Linked DNA regions of Homo sapiens: all the other regions are linked to region 1. A link is an interaction called in ENCODE POLR2A ChIA-PET data of the cell type or tissue named here. Cell type or tissue: PC-9. All regions are shown on one strand. Region 1 has its middle 28 kb from the start of LINC00605. Region 2 overlaps RCOR1 (REST corepressor 1). Region 3 overlaps EIF5 (eukaryotic translation initiation factor 5).

Evidence for each region. ChIA-PET counts read pairs that join two places held together with the same protein. Peaks named below come from ENCODE experiments on the same cell type or tissue, not always from the same donor. Only the 100,000 strongest peaks of a DNase experiment are listed, where the experiment ranks them.
Region 2: POLR2A ChIA-PET joins it to region 1 with 6 read pairs; 1 of 35 experiments calls an interaction of 5 or more read pairs at or near these places.
Region 3: POLR2A ChIA-PET joins it to region 1 with 23 read pairs; 1 of 35 experiments calls an interaction of 5 or more read pairs at or near these places.

What each region holds. Positions count from the first base shown.
Region 1 is chr14:103,158,532-103,163,531 of GRCh38, forward strand. No RefSeq gene overlaps it. Among named protein-coding and RNA genes, the nearest start is that of LINC00605, 28 kb to the right of the region's middle. In PC-9, no CTCF peak of the experiment used is centred here; DNase peaks (open chromatin) are centred at 400 and 2,600; H3K27ac peaks cover 4,508 bases.
Region 2 is chr14:102,653,184-102,658,183 of GRCh38, forward strand. All of the region lies in intron 2 of RCOR1 (REST corepressor 1), which reads left to right. Among named protein-coding and RNA genes, the nearest start is that of RCOR1, 63 kb to the left of the region's middle. RefSeq lists an enhancer at 85-584. In PC-9, no CTCF peak of the experiment used is centred here; a DNase peak (open chromatin) is centred at 2,178; H3K27ac peaks cover 1,663 bases.
Region 3 is chr14:103,344,884-103,349,883 of GRCh38, forward strand. EIF5 (eukaryotic translation initiation factor 5) reads left to right here. Exons shown (of 12, transcript NM_001969.5): 12 at 1-142. Among named protein-coding and RNA genes, the nearest start is that of SNORA28, 9.5 kb to the left of the region's middle. In PC-9, no CTCF peak of the experiment used is centred here; no DNase peak of the experiment used is centred here; H3K27ac peaks cover 907 bases.

The sequences.
Region 1 (5,000 bases):
TGGGACTACAGGAGCACACCACCGTGCTCTGCTAATGTAGAGATGGGGTTTTGCCGTGTTGGCCAGGCTGGTCTTGAACTCCTGGCCTCAAGTGATGTGCCAACTTGGCCCCTCAAAGTGCTAGGATTAGAGATGTGAGCCACGCCCAGCCTCAGGTTTTTCAGTTGTTTCAGAGCAGAGGGTAAACCTGGTCCTTGTCCCATTTTGACCAGAATCAGAAGTCCTCTTTGTAAACCAAAAATACAATTCTGAGGCTCCCCATCCATCAGAATGGACCCCACCTCTCAGCCAGGGCACTCCAAAGCTAACCTGAAAAACTGGTTCAGACCATGCCAGGAAGCAGGGTGGGACATGCCTCACGATGCCCTCCTCCCTTTGTGAGTTCTGGAAAAGCCAACCAGTGTTTAAGATCAACACAGACCTTAAGCCTGATAAGAAGTATTTACAAGCTATTCTCTCTGAAGCCTGCTACCTGGAGGCTTCATCTGCAGGATAAAAGCTTTGTCTCCACAACCCCTTATCATAACCCAGACATTCCTTTCTATTGATAATAACTCGTTTTTTTTTTTTGAGATGGAGTCTCACTGTCACCCAGGCTGGAGTGCAGTGGCTCAATCTCAGCTCACTGCAGCCTCCGCCTCTCGGATTCAAGTGATTCTCCCGCCTCAGCCTCCCAGGTAGCTGGGATTACAGGCGCCCACCACCACACCCAGCTAATTTTTGTATTTTTAGTAGAGACAGGGTTTTGCCATGTTGGCCAGCCTGGTCTTGAATTCCTGACCTCACGTGATCTGCCTGCCTCAGCCTCCCAAAGTGCTAGGATTACAGGCATGAGCCACCACACCTGGCCGATAATAACTCTTTCAACCAATTGCCATCAGAAAAATTTTAAATTAAGTCTACCTATAACTTGGAAGTCCCCCACTTGAAGTCGTCCCGCCTTTCTAGGCTGAACCAACGTATTTCTTACATGAATCTGATTGATGTCTCAGGTCTCCTGAAATGTATAAAACGGAGGCTACGCCCTGGTCCCCTTGGGCACAAGGGCTGGGTCATGGGCCATGGTCACTTATATTTGGTTCAGAATAAATCTCTTCGAATCTTTCACCGAGTTTGACTCTTTTCGTTGACATCTTATGTGGTTTAAAACTGTGAGAGACTGTCTTAAAATCTGAATTGAGTCTGTTTAACTGAACTGTCAGAGATTACCAGTGACTTCTGTTGCAACAGGAAGATAAGACAGTGAACCGTTTTGTTTTTAACTATTTCTTTCTTTCTTTTTTTTCTTTTTTAGACAGAGTCTTGCTCTGTCGCCCAGGCTGGAGTGCAGTGGCACGATCTCAGCTCCCTGCAACCTCCACCTCCCGGGTTTAAGAGATTCTCCTGCGTCAGCCTCCCGAGTAGCTGGGATTACAGGCACCCACCACCAAGCTTGGCTAATTTTTGAATTTTTAGTAGAGACAGGGTTTTTTCATGCTGGCTGGGCTGGTCTTGAATTCAAGACCTCAAGTGATCTACCCGCCTTGGCCTCCCAAAGGGCTGGGATTACAGGTGTGAGCCACTGCGCCCGGCCTGTTTTTAACTATTTCTAAGTTTTCACAGGTCTGCGAAGAACAGGCATTTAAGGAGAGAAATGCAAGAGTTCTCTGCCGCTGAATTCCCCCACCTGGCACATGATATGAGGTGTGTGCATGTCGGGACAGTTACAAAGCCTCACTCAACACGAAGTCAGGATCTCTTCCTTCTCCTTGGCTGCCAGGAGTCTGGGAGAGCCGAAATGACAATTTAGAGCAAGAGTCCATCCACTTTTGCGTTCCCTCCTGGCCACTGAAAATCCGCCGTGTTCTCCCCACAGGAGCAGGGGATCCCAGTGCTGGGTTGTGCTGCAGAAACCCCCAAGGGGTCTCCTCCAGGGCCCAGATGCTGGCGCAGCCCTAGCCCCAGCCCCAGCAAATCAGAATAATGGGGATGTTGAATAAAGACCCGAGTTTTCAACACCCCGTCCCTGCCTGCAGTGATTCCGATGATCAATCAGGCGCGAAGCCCAGAGACCCAGGAGGACGAGTCACTGACTGGGCCATGAGACAGGACCCCACAGCCTGCATCCCCACAGCCTGCACCCCGACAGCCTGCACCTCAACAGCCTCCTGCCTGCACCCCTACAACCTTCTGCCTGCACTCCCGACAGCCTCCTGCCTGCACCCCCCACAGCCTGCACCCCAACAGCCTCCTGCCTGCACCCCCCCACAGCTTCCTGCCTGCACCCCCCCACAGCTTCCTGCCTGCACCCCCCCACAGCCTCCTGCCTGCACCCCCCCACAGCTTCCTGCCTGCACCCCCCCACAGCCTCCTGCCTGCACCCCCCACAGCCTGCACCTCAATAGCCTCCTGCCTGCACCCTGACAGCCTCCTGCCTGCATTCCTGCTCACTTCTCCAGTTCCAGTGGAGGCAAAGACTCTGACCCGTGAGTTCTCCAGCACTGAAACCTGTGCTCCCAGCTCCCTGGGGAGGAGGCTGTCCCTGCAATGACCCCATCCTAGCTGGGCTGTGTCATTCTTACAGAGGGTAATGGCTCTACCTGCATTCCTGAGGTTTCTCAGGCTCAGGACCTGTGGAAAGTGAGCCATAGAATCTGCTGGCATTGCAGAGAGGAAAGCCAGACAGCCAGGGTCACAGCCACTGTGACGTCCACCCTCGGAGTCCTCTGTCTGCCACTCTGAACACAGGGTAGAAGCAGTTATTGCAAAACAAATGCCACTGTCCTGTCCAAAAGTGAGATGGGTTTGGTTCCCTACAAAACCTCCCGCAGTGCATGCTAGGAAATTTTGGAGGAAATACCAAACGTCCTTTCATTCATGGCTGAGAGCCTAATCAAGGGAAAACTCTATTGGCCAAAAATGAAAAGGAGCTGCAAAGCAGGCACTAAGCTGACACAGATGCTACAGTGGCCCTGGGGAGATTTGCTAGGCCAGGTAACCAAGACACTTCCATTTCAACGGCCATATTAGGATGGGGAACCAGGCCTTGTTCTGTGAAAGGTTAGCACTGACACCCCTGAATGAAGCCCGTAATTGTGAAGGGCTCTACTCACAGTGGAACTGGTGGATTAAGAGGGAAAAATTCCTTTTTCTTTCAAAAAGTGTCAAGGATGAAGCTTGTCTTGGTTTGATCTCTGGAAAGAGAAAAGTCTCTGTAACTTGGAAGCCAAGGCCAGTCTTCATGTCAGCATGCAGCTCAAACTCACCCCATGTGCAGTTTTAGGAACTGCAAGCTAAGACTCTGACAGGGAGGTGTGGGTAGCCGAGATGACCCTGTTTCTAGCTTCTGCACATGATGCTTTACATCTGGGGTCTTGATTAGCCCGTTCCTAGAGAGTAAAGGACCAGCCTACACGCACGCCACCATACGGCAGCCACCAAACCAGAGCTCCTACCCAGCCACCTCCTCTACTGGCTCTAACACTCTGGGCCCGTCTCCACCTGTCCTGAGCACCCTAGAACCAGGTACCAGACATCTAGGGGCAGTCCCTATGTGCCAGAGCCCGTGAAATTATTTTATTCATGCGTGGCAGTCTTAAACCATTCATCCTGCCTCACGTGTTCCTTCCTGCAGAAACCCTGATAAAGGCTCTTGCCCATGTTTTTCTGCCCTCTCTGCCTCCTGACAGATCCTGGTACTTCCCTGTGTGGCCCCTCTGTGGCATGGCCCCTGCTCTTGGTACCTGTGAGTATAACAAACTATCTTTTCAATAGTATTGATGTAGGATATTTTGCTCCTTAGTTCAGCTAAATCCAGGTTCTTGTCTCACGACCAGGAAAAATTAGGCACATGGACATATTGAAGGGTGAAGAGAGTGGAATTTATTAAGCAAAAGGGGAACTTTCAGCAGAGAGAGGGGTCCCACCAGCCAGCTCCTACCTCACAGATTGAATACCAGGCCACCATGCACAAGCTGAAGAGGCCAGTCTCCTTCCCAGCATAGGGCATGGATTCCTGAAGGCTCCATCCCTTTCTTCCAGTGCGCATGTGAGCCGTTAGTCTGAGCCACACCACATTGATTTATTTCCCTTACTGCGCATGTGTGAAGGGATGGAATTTTTCACTGAGGGCATGTTTAGGTGAGCCCCCTGTGCACAGTGACCTGGACGGGTCGGAGGGTCTCTGAGGACCTTTCCTTATCGGCCTAGGCATTTGGCTGTCTACTGCTTCTATCAGTATAACAAGCTATCTTTTCAATTTGTTTGTTTTCTAAAACAAACAACCAAAAATCTCCTACATTTTAAAGCAGTAAGAAGTTCCCCAGGAGCTTCACACAAAGGGTGAAGTCTATGGAGCAATGTATCTTCAGTGTAGACAGGCTGCCAGGATGCCCTTGGGCACAGCTCCAGTGAAGGGGAACCCATGAGCCATGTTATAGATCGGAGAGGGCACAGACACCTGAGTGACTGCCTTTAGACAAAAAAATGGACTGGGGACGTCTGAAATTTCCAACTACAGGATGACTTGATAGATACACAAAGTTAATATTTAAAGGACAAAATACTATGTTTCATTTGTCATGTTTAAATTCTATTAAAATACTAGAAAGATGGGAAATAACTAAATAAGACTTTTAAAAACAAAAAAGTATCATCACTGAAATCAAATACTTCTGGACACGTAGAACATAATTTTGGACACAGTGAATTTTGGACACATGAACTGCAAGAAAGATCTGAAGTGAGACTCGGGATACAGAATAGAAGTACCGGGGCACAGAGTCCAGTCCAGCAGAATGGAGACTAATTCTGTGGCCCGGTGGGTGTGTTTCTGTTGTCTCTGGCCCCTCTTTGTCCTGGCTTCCGTCCTTGGTGTTTGGACAGAAGCCCCACCTTGTACTTGAACATAATCATGATAGGGACAGGAGGCGGGGAAATTCTGGGCAGAAGAGGGTGAGTCCCCAGTGAGGGCCTCACCCTCAAGCCTGGAATTATAGCCCAAAGTAAGAACATGCATTCCT
Region 2 (5,000 bases), 510 kb before region 1:
AGTGCTGGGATTACAGGCGTGAGCTACTGCACCCAGCCTATTATTATTTTTTAATTGAGACTTGTCTTACTTTCACCCAGGCTGGAGTGTAGTGGTGCAATCTTGCCTCACTGGAGCCTCCGCCTCCTGGGCTCAATCGATCCTCCCACCTCAGCCTCCTGAGTAGCTGGGACCACAGGCACTCGCTACCGTGCCCAGCTAATTTTTTCTATTTTTGGTAGAGACAGGGTTTTGCCACGTTGTCCAGGCTGGCCTCGGCTTCCCAAAGCGTTGGGATTACAGGCATGAGCCACCACGTGCAGCCTATAGTGTTATTCTTTAGTAGTTCCTAAAAGGCTTGTGTTAGATGTTTATAGCTGATAGTTGTGGTTTGAATCTGTGTCCCCAGCCAAATCTTGTGTCGAATTGTCATCCCCAGTGTTGGAGGTGGGGGCCCATGATTGGATCATGGGGGTGGATATCCCCCTTGGTGCTATTTTCATGATAGTGAGTGAGCTCTCGGGCGATCGGGTCGTCTAAAAGTGTGTAGCACCTCCCTCTTGTCTCTCTTGCTCCTCCTCTGGCCATGTTATATGTGCTTGCTTTCCCTTTGCCTTCCACCATGATTATAAGTTTACTGAGGCCTCCCTAGAAGCTGAGCAGATGCCAGCATCATGCTTCCTGTACAGCCTGCAGAACCTTGAGCCATTGAAACCTCTTCTCTTTATAAATTACCTAGTCTCATCTCAGGTATTTCCTTCTTTCTTTCTTTCTTTCTTTCTTTCTTTCTTTCTTTCTTTCTTTCTTTCTTTCTTTCTTTCTTTTTTTTTTTTTTTTTTTTGAGACGGAGTCTGGCTCTGTCGCCCAGGCCGGAGTGCAGTGGTGCGATCTCCACTCACTGCAAGCTCTGCCTCCCGGGTTCACGCCATTCTCCTGCCTCAGCCTCCCGAGTAGCTGGGACTACAGGTGCCTGCCACCACGCCTGGCTAATTTTTTGTATTTTTAGTAGAGACAGGGTTTCACCGTGTTAGCCAGGATGGTTTCGAACTCCTGACCTCAGGTGATCTGCCCGCCTCAGCCTCCCAAAGTGTCGGGATTACAGGTCTGAGCCATTGCGCCCGGCCAGGTATTTTTTTATAGCAGTGTGAGAACAGACTAATACAATAGCCATCATGTAAAATACAGTTTCCATTTTGAGCCAGGCACTTGGGTAAAAATGAAGAGTAGGTAAAAGACAAGATGTAGTTCTAATTTGAGCTTGTCATTTAGTATTTGAGTAATGCCGCATAATGGCTGTGGGTTTCCGATGACACACACCTTTTCATGATGTGGGTGGCCTAGGGAGTAGTGTGTTTGTTGGAACCACAGTTCTCTGCAGAGGGAATATGATTAAGTCTGATCTTTGTAATTTAGAATTAATGAGGCCAGGCGCACTAGCTGACACCTGTAATACCAGCACTTTGAGAGGCGAAGATGGGGAGGATCACTTGAGCCTGAGTTTGAGACCAGCCTGGGCAAGATAGTGAGAACCTGTCTCTACAAGAAAATAAAGAAAAAAATTTTTAAAAAAAGAAAAAAAATATAGAATTGGTATCTTGGCCACACCTCTTTCCCTGTGGTTGAGTTTTTTTTTTTTTTTTTTTTCCTGTTCTTTTCCTTTTTTTTTGAGACAAGATCTCTTCGTCACCTAGGCTGGAGTGCAGTGACATGATCAAGGCTTGCTGCAGTGTCAGTCTCCTGGGCTTAAAGGATCCTCCTGTCTCAGTCTCCCAAGTAGCTGGGACTGGAGGTAGGTGACACTAGCCTGGCTCACTTTAAAAACATTTTTTGTAGAGATAAGGTCTTGCCATGTTGCCCAGGGTGGTCTCAAACTCCTGGCCTCAAGCCATCCTCCCTCCTCAGCCTCCCAAAGTGCTGGGGTCTCTGGCATTCACCACCGCGGACAACCTTTTTTTTTTTTTTTTTTTTTTTTTAAGCTAAATTTTGTTGAATATTTGGATAGGCAATACAGGCATATGGTACAAAATTAAAAGATGCAAAAGGGTTATGCACAAGAGAAGTACATTTCTTAGGCATTCCTGGCCTTCCATTTTCCCTTCCTGGAGGCAGTTTTCTGATTTATTTTCTACAAGGATTCTGTTTAAATACTGGAGAATATCTGACCTGTTGTACTTTACTTTAGAATGGCAGGAAGCTGAATGACTCATGGGCATTTTTCCCTTTGTGAAGCTCATTGACATTCCTTCCTCTCAATACCTTAACTATGGCATGTTTTATAATTTGCTTTTGTTTTTGCTTTATCACAGTATTTTCCTATGTTTTTTATAGTCTTAATTTTTAAGCACTGCTTTAGGTATCTATTAATAGTTCAGAAAGTTGCGAAGATTACAAGCTCATATTTGTGAAAGTGTCTGGCACATAATAGGTGATCAATAAATATTTCCTTCTAGCTTGTCTGTCCCCTATCTCCCACTGGTTGTATGTATGAAACAAAAAAATGAAGGAGAAGGCTGAGCATAGTGGCTCATACCTGTAATCCTAGCACTTTGGGAGGCTGAGGCGAGCGAATTGCCTGAGGTCAGGAGTTAAAGACCAGCCTGGCCAACATGGTGAAACCCCGTCTCTACTAAAAATACAAAAATTAGCCGGGTGTGGTCACAGGCGTCTGTAATCCCAGCTACTCAGGAGGCTGAGGCAAGAGAATTCCTTGAACCTGGGAGGTGGAGGTTGCGGTCAGTCGAGATCGCGCCACTGCACTCCAGCCTGGGCAACAGAGTGAGACTTTTTGTCACACACACACACACACACACACACACACACACACACGTGAAATAAACCTATGAACCAACTAATGCAGTGGATTCCAAAATTAAGATTAAGCTTGTGTAAGTTGTAATGTTTCTTGATGTACCCATTTATTTGAGTGGAAACAGATTCTTTTCATTCTTTGAAATCACTTTGCTGAGATTTTTTTATTTTTTTTATTTTTTTTTTGGAGACAGAGTCTCGCTGTGTCGCCCAGACTGGAGTGCAGTGGTGTGATCTAGGCTCACTGCAACCTCCACCTCCCGGGTTCAAGCGATTCTCCTGCCTCAGCCTCCTGAGTAGCTAGGATTATAGGCATGTGCCACCACACTCAGCTAATTTTTGTATTTCAGTAGAGGTAGGGTTTCACCATGTAGGCCAGGCTGGTCTCAAACTCCTGACCTCAAGCGATCCGCCTGCTCAGCCTCCCTGAGTATTGGGATTATAGGTGTGAGCCACGGTGTCCCGCCAAGCTGAGACATTTTTAAGAAAATGTTTCTGTTTTTTTGTTTATTTGTTTGTTTTGAGATGGAGTCTCACTCTGTCACCCAGGCTGGAGTGCAGTGGTGCCATCACTGCAACCTCTGCCTCCTGGGTTCAAGCAATTCTCCTGTTCCAGCCTCCTAGGTAACTGGGACTGCAGGCTTGCCACCATATACCTGGCTGATTTTTTGTATTTTTAGTAGAGATGGGGTTTTACCATGTTGGCCAGGCTGGTCTTGAACTTCTGACTCAAGCGATCTACCCACCTCAGCCTCCCAAAGTGCTGGGATTACTCCCACAGCACCTGCTCAGAAAAGGTTTCTTTTCTTTTCTTTTTTTTTTTGAGATCAGGTCTCACTCTGTCGCCCAGGGTGTAGTGCAGTCGCGCAATCTCAGCTCACTGCAACCTCCGCCTTCCAGGTTCAGGTGATTCTCTTGCCTCAGCCTCCCAAGCAGGTGGGATTTCAGGCATACACCACCATGCATGGCTCATTTTTGTATTTTTAGTAGAGAGGGGTTTCACCATGTTGGCCAGGATGGTCGCGAACTCCTGACCTCATGTGATCCACCCGCATCAGCCTCCCAAAGTGCTGGGATTATAAGCGTGAATCACTGCACCTGGCTAGAAACATCTTCTAAAGCCTAATCTTTTTTTTTTTTCCTTATATAATTTAGGTTGACTATGTAAACCCAAAACACATAGGGTAGAAACTCGTGAAAAATATTTTTGAGGATATCTTTGCAAAGTGTTGTGCCTCACGGTGCTGGATATGGATGTGTGCTTAGTGTCAGTGCATAGATTTAGGATTTCCCACCTGTATGTATGCTTTTGGTGAGTCCTTTTAGGCGATATGTCCTCATGTTCAAGGAGTAATGGCATACTGGTTCATTTAAACCCATGTTTTAATCCTAATTTAAGACCGATTTACTTCTTCTTGGAGCTAATTTCTTAACTTTTCTGATGATGTTTTTGTTGCTTAAGTTAAGACTAATATAACACAGAAGTCTTACTCATCCTTTTTGATATTAGAGATTTTGGTTTATTAATCTAGTGGAATTTTAAATATCATTTTACATGTTTACTCTCAAGATCTGATGATTGACTGACTGGGTGCAGTGGATCACACCTGTAATCTCAGCACTTTGGGAGGCCAAGGCGGGCAGATCACTTGAGGTCAGGAGTTCGAGACCAGCCTGGCTAACATGGTGAAACCCTGTCTGTAGTAAAAATACAAAAATTAGCCGGACTTGGTGGTGCGTGCCTGTAATCCCAGCTACTGGGGAGACAGAGGTGAGAGAATCACTTGAACCCCAGAGGCGGAGGTTGCAGTGAGCCTAGATCACTCCATTGCACTCCAGCCTGGGCGACAGAGTGAGACTCCGTCTCAAAAAAAAAAAAAAAAAAAAAGAAGATTGAATTAAGGGCAAACTTGGAACAGGCCAGTTTCCCATTATATTGCCTCTCTGAAACAAGTGAAAGAGTTTTCTTTATGAGGGGTGTTCTTTTTAATTTAATTTAATTAATTTTTATTTATTTATTTTGAGACAGAGTCTTGCTCTGTTGCCCAGGCTGGAGTGCAGTGGCATGATCTCGGCTCACTGTAACCTCTGCCTCCCAGGTTCAGGTGATTCTCCTGCCTCAGCCTCCCAAGTAATTGGGATTACAGATGCCCACCGCCACACCCAGCTAATTTTTGTATTTTTAGTGGAGACGGGGTTTCACCATATTGGTG
Region 3 (5,000 bases), 190 kb after region 1:
TTACAAGAGCATCACCTAAAATGTGACAAAAGATGTTGAAAGGATGAAAAAAGGTATAGTAGACATACACTAACCAAAAATGTAGCTCTTTGAATCTCAGAAAAAAGTAGATTTTAATAAAGTGTGAAAGTTGTCAATCAAAGCGGAGTCACTTGTGTTCAAGAAACAAAAAAACAACCCGAACAAATAGAGTAGGGTTTGCAGTCTTGCGATGGTGAAGGGTCTCATGCTGGTATGCCCAATAACGAAATTATCACAAAAGATTGCAAAAACCACAGCCTTGCACAAAAAGCATCACAGCCTTATGCAAAAAATACTTCAAGGACATCTACCCAGCAACAGCCTGTCCAGCTGTGGACTTGCATCGCCCTTGTTATGGATCTTTGTAGCCACAGGTGGTAATCTCAAAACAGTTATGTAATCTTCATTTATCCTTTAAAAACCATTCTCGGCCACGCGTGGTGGCTCACGCCTGTAATAACAGCACTTTGGGAGGCCGAGGAGGGTGGATCACCTGAGGTTGGGAGTTTGAGACCAGCCTGACCAATGTGGCGAAACCTCATCTCTACTAAAAATACAAAAACTTAGCCAGGTGGGGTGGTGCATGCCTGTAATCCCAGCTACTCGGCTGAGGCAGGAGAATCGCTTGAACCTGGGAGGTGGATGTTGCAGTGAGCCGAGATCGTGCTACTGTGCTCCAGCCTGGGCGACAGAGTGAGACTCCATCTCAAAAAAAAAAAAAAAATTCTCTCCCTTTACCTCCCTAAAGTACACACACAGCTCACAATGACGTGTATTCCCATTGCAATGCCCTATTCCTGAATACATATCTTTCTTTTAGAGAGCTCGTCTCTCTCATTTAATTGACATAAATGGGGTCAGAAATGGGACCTAAAGAAAGATGACTATCAGAAAAAAATACTCTTTTTTGGCCAGTATGCATGAGCCCTTTGCGCTGTAGGCTTCCATGGCTCAAATTTTTGTCCCTGGTGAGTCTTCTCTCAGGCCAGCCCTCCCTGTTTTTGGTGGAGGCTTTGTTTTTCTTTTCTTTTTTCTTTTTTTCCTTTTTTTTTTTTTTGAGACGGAGTCTTGCTCTGTAGCCCAGGCTGGAGTGCAGTGGCGCAATCCCGGCTCACTGCAAGCTCCGTCTCCTGGATTCACCCCGTTCTCCTGCCTCAGCCTCCAGAGTAGCTGGGACGACAGGCGCACGCTGCCACATCCGGCTAATTTTTTGTATTTTTAGTAGACACGGGGTTTCACCATGTTAGCCAGGATGGTCTCGATCTCCTGACCTCGTGATCTGCCCGCCTTGGCCTCCCAAAGTGGTGGGATTACAGGCGTGAGCCACTGTGCCTGGCCTATTTTTTTTTCTTTTCTTTTTTTTTTTTTTTTGGTAGAGGCTTTTTGATATTCAAGATCAGGTTTGGTTATAAGGCCACCTTAATAAAGAACCTTACATCCCTCCTGAGATGATAAAAGACTGACTTTTCTGGTAAGTCCTTTCTGGTATAAAGACAGAGGTCTCTAGCTTGAGTATTCTGGTTTCTATTGAATTCACATTCTATCTGTGAGGCATGTCATTTCTGGTGAATTCACTTTTGGTCTGAGCGTGTAATTTGATCTGCATGCCTGGGTTAAAATTTTGTGAACACTCATCTCTTGGTGTCCTGTGATTTGGTTTCACTCGTTTCCCTGGGTTTTTTTCTAAACACCTTCCACGTTTTAAATAGTGGGCTCAGGATGTCTAATTAAAAGCCACTAGGGCAGTTGCCACCATCTAAAACACCAATCCAAACTCCTGACATTCTCTCACAGGATAAAAAAGATATTCTGGTCGGGCACAGTGGCTCACGCCTGTAATCCCAACACTTTGGGAGGCTGAGGTAGGAGGATCACTTGAGACCAGGAGTTTGAGACCAGCCTGGGCAACAAAGTGATACCCTGTCTCTACAAAAAAAACTGAAAAATTTAGCCAGGCACAGTGGCCTGCACCTGTAGTCCCAGCTACTCAAGAGGCTAAGGTAGGAGGATCCCTTGAGCCCAAGAGTTCAAGGTTGCAGAGAGCTATGATCGTACCACCGCAGTCCAGCCTGGGTGTCAGAGCAAGACCCTGTCTCAAAAAAAGAAATTTTACAGAAGTACAACTCCTAACAGAATAATGCTGGCCTGGCGCTTTGAAATGATTGCAAAAAAACTATGGAACAGACAAAATTGAACTCAATAATGGACTCTAAGTAGACTTAGCTGACAGCCACTCCCTTCGAACCTCCCTCGTTGTTCACAGGTGGCTAGAAGGTTTTGACACTGGCTCCTAGTCCCCAATCACTCCCTGCAGTGTGGGACAAGACTGGCAGCCAGGACAGATCCACCCTGGTATCAAGGGACAATCAAGACCCAGCCACAGGATGACTGACCAGCGATGCTTTCAGAGAGAGATGCTGACCAGAGGCGGAAACGTGAAGGCTGTCAGAATGAGAATGGAGTCATTTGTATTTTAAAAGGCAAACACCAAACAAAAAAAAACCCTGAGAAATAGAGCCAGGTGAGGCTGTGAAGAGAGCATTCTCATGCTTGTTTGTCCTATCACGACTGTCAACGATCACAAAAGACTGCAAAAACCACAACCTGCACAAAGGCCGTCACAACCTTCCACAAATAATACTTCTACAAGGACATCTACCCAGCAACTGCCTGTCCAACCTTGGACCGGCGTCGGCCTTGTTATTGACCTTCATGGCCAAGGCTGATTATCTCAAAACAATTATGTAATCCTCCTCACTTTTCCTTTAAAAGCTATTCTCTCCCTTTACCTTCCTAAAGTACACACATAGCTCACTATGACATGCATATTCCCATTGCAATGCCCTGTTCGCAGATACCTTTTTCTTTGAGAGAGCCTCTCTCTGTTTATTTTGTTGACAAACCAAGAAAAGTCATTAGGAATAAAGAGGATCAGCACAATGTGATGAACAATTCAACACATCAGAAATAAAAGTTCTGACTGGGCACGGTGGCTCACGCCTGTAATCTAAGCACTTTGGGAGGCCAAGGCGGGTGGGTCACCTGAGGTCAGGAGTTCGAGACCAGCCTGGCCACTACTAAAAAATACAAAAATTAGCCAGGCGTGGAGGTGAGTGCCTGTAATCCCAGCTACTCAGTAGGCTGAGGCAGGAGAATTGCTTGAACCCCAGGAAGCAGAGGTTGCAGTAAGCTGAGATCGCACCACTGCACTCCGGCCAGGGCGACAGAGCAAGACTCTGTCTCAAAAAAAAAAAAAAAGAAATAACAGTTCTATCACTGAATGCACCGATGAAATACTCTCAAAATATATAAAGCAAAAGTTTACAAAAGAGCCGTAGTGAAATACCACTACACACCCACCAGAACAGCTGAAATTTGAAACTTGACAACACCAAATAGATGGTGAGGAAGTGGGGCCACTGGAACTCTTACATACTGTGGGTTGGTATGTAATATGATACCAACACTTTAGGAAAAGTTCTAACAATTTCTTACAAAAACTGAACATACACCTGCCTTCTAAACCCACAATTCCACTCCTAGAGAACTCCACACTTAATAGAAATGAGGCCAGGCGCTGTGGCTCACGCCTCTAATCTCAGCACTTTGGGAGGCTGAGGGAGGTGGATCACGAGGTCAATAGATCCAGACCATCCTGGCCAACATGGTGAAACCCTGTCGCTACTAAAAATACAAAAATTAGCTGGGCATGTGGCACACGCCTGTAGTCCCAGCTACTCGAGAGGCTGCGGCAGGTGAATCACTTGAACCCAGGAGGCGGAGCTTGCAGTGAGCTGAGGTCGTGCCACTGCACTCCAGCCTGGTGAAAGATCGAGACTTTGATGCAAGAAATACATAAATAAATAAATATGAAAGCAAGCGTTCCTGAAAACACTTATGAGAATGGCTATTGCAGCTTTTTTTCATAATAATCCCAAACTGTAAACATCACAAGGACCTATTAACAGGAGAATGGATAAACAAACTGTACCATATGCTCAAAATTGGATATTAACAATAAAAAGGAATGAATTACTAATGTGCACAACAAAAGTTATGAATCTCAAAAATGTACTAAATGAAAGAAGCCTTAACAAAGAAGAATACGTATGTACAGTTCCATTTATATGAAGTTCTAAAACAGGCTACACTGATCTGTGGTGAAGAAATCAAGACAGTGATTGCTTCTGTGGATGGTGTGGGGTGGGGATTGATGGGAAAGGGCACAGGGGAACCTTCCACGGTGACAGCAATGTTTTATATCTTGATAGAAGTTTGGGTTACATAGGTGTATGGGTATATGCATTTGTCCCAAATTTGTTCATTTCATTGCATGTAAATTTTACCTTAGGCCGGGCACGGTGGCTTATGTCTGTAATCCCGCACTTTGGGAGGCCCAGGTGGCTGGATCACCTGAGGTCAGGAGTTCGAGACCAGCCTGGCCAACATGGTGAAATCCTGTCTGTACTAAAAATACAAACATTAGCTAGGTGTGGTGGCAGGCATCTGTAATCCCAGCTACTCGGGAGGCTGAGGCAGGAGAATCGCTTGAACCCAGGAGACAGAGGTTACAGTGAGCCGAGATCGGCCATTGCACTCCAGTCTGGGCGACAAGAGCAAAACTCTGTCTCAAAAAATAAAACAAAGTACAAAAAACTAGCAGTATGTGGTGGCACATGTCTGTAGTCATAGCTACTCAGGAGGCTGAGATGGGGAACTCGCTTAAGCCTGGGAAGTTGAGGCTACAGTGAACCATGATCATGCCACTGCACTTGAGCCTGGGGGACAGAGTAAGACCCTGTCTCAAAAAAAAAATAGATAAAATAGATATACAAGATATATATTGTATATACAGATATTTCAATTAAAATATATAAAATATGAAATTATGTATTTCATTACATGTCTAAGATTCTCAGAGTGGCCATGGCAACCAGTGTCTCTCAAGATGGCAGCTGTGGTGTCAGCATGGGTCCCAG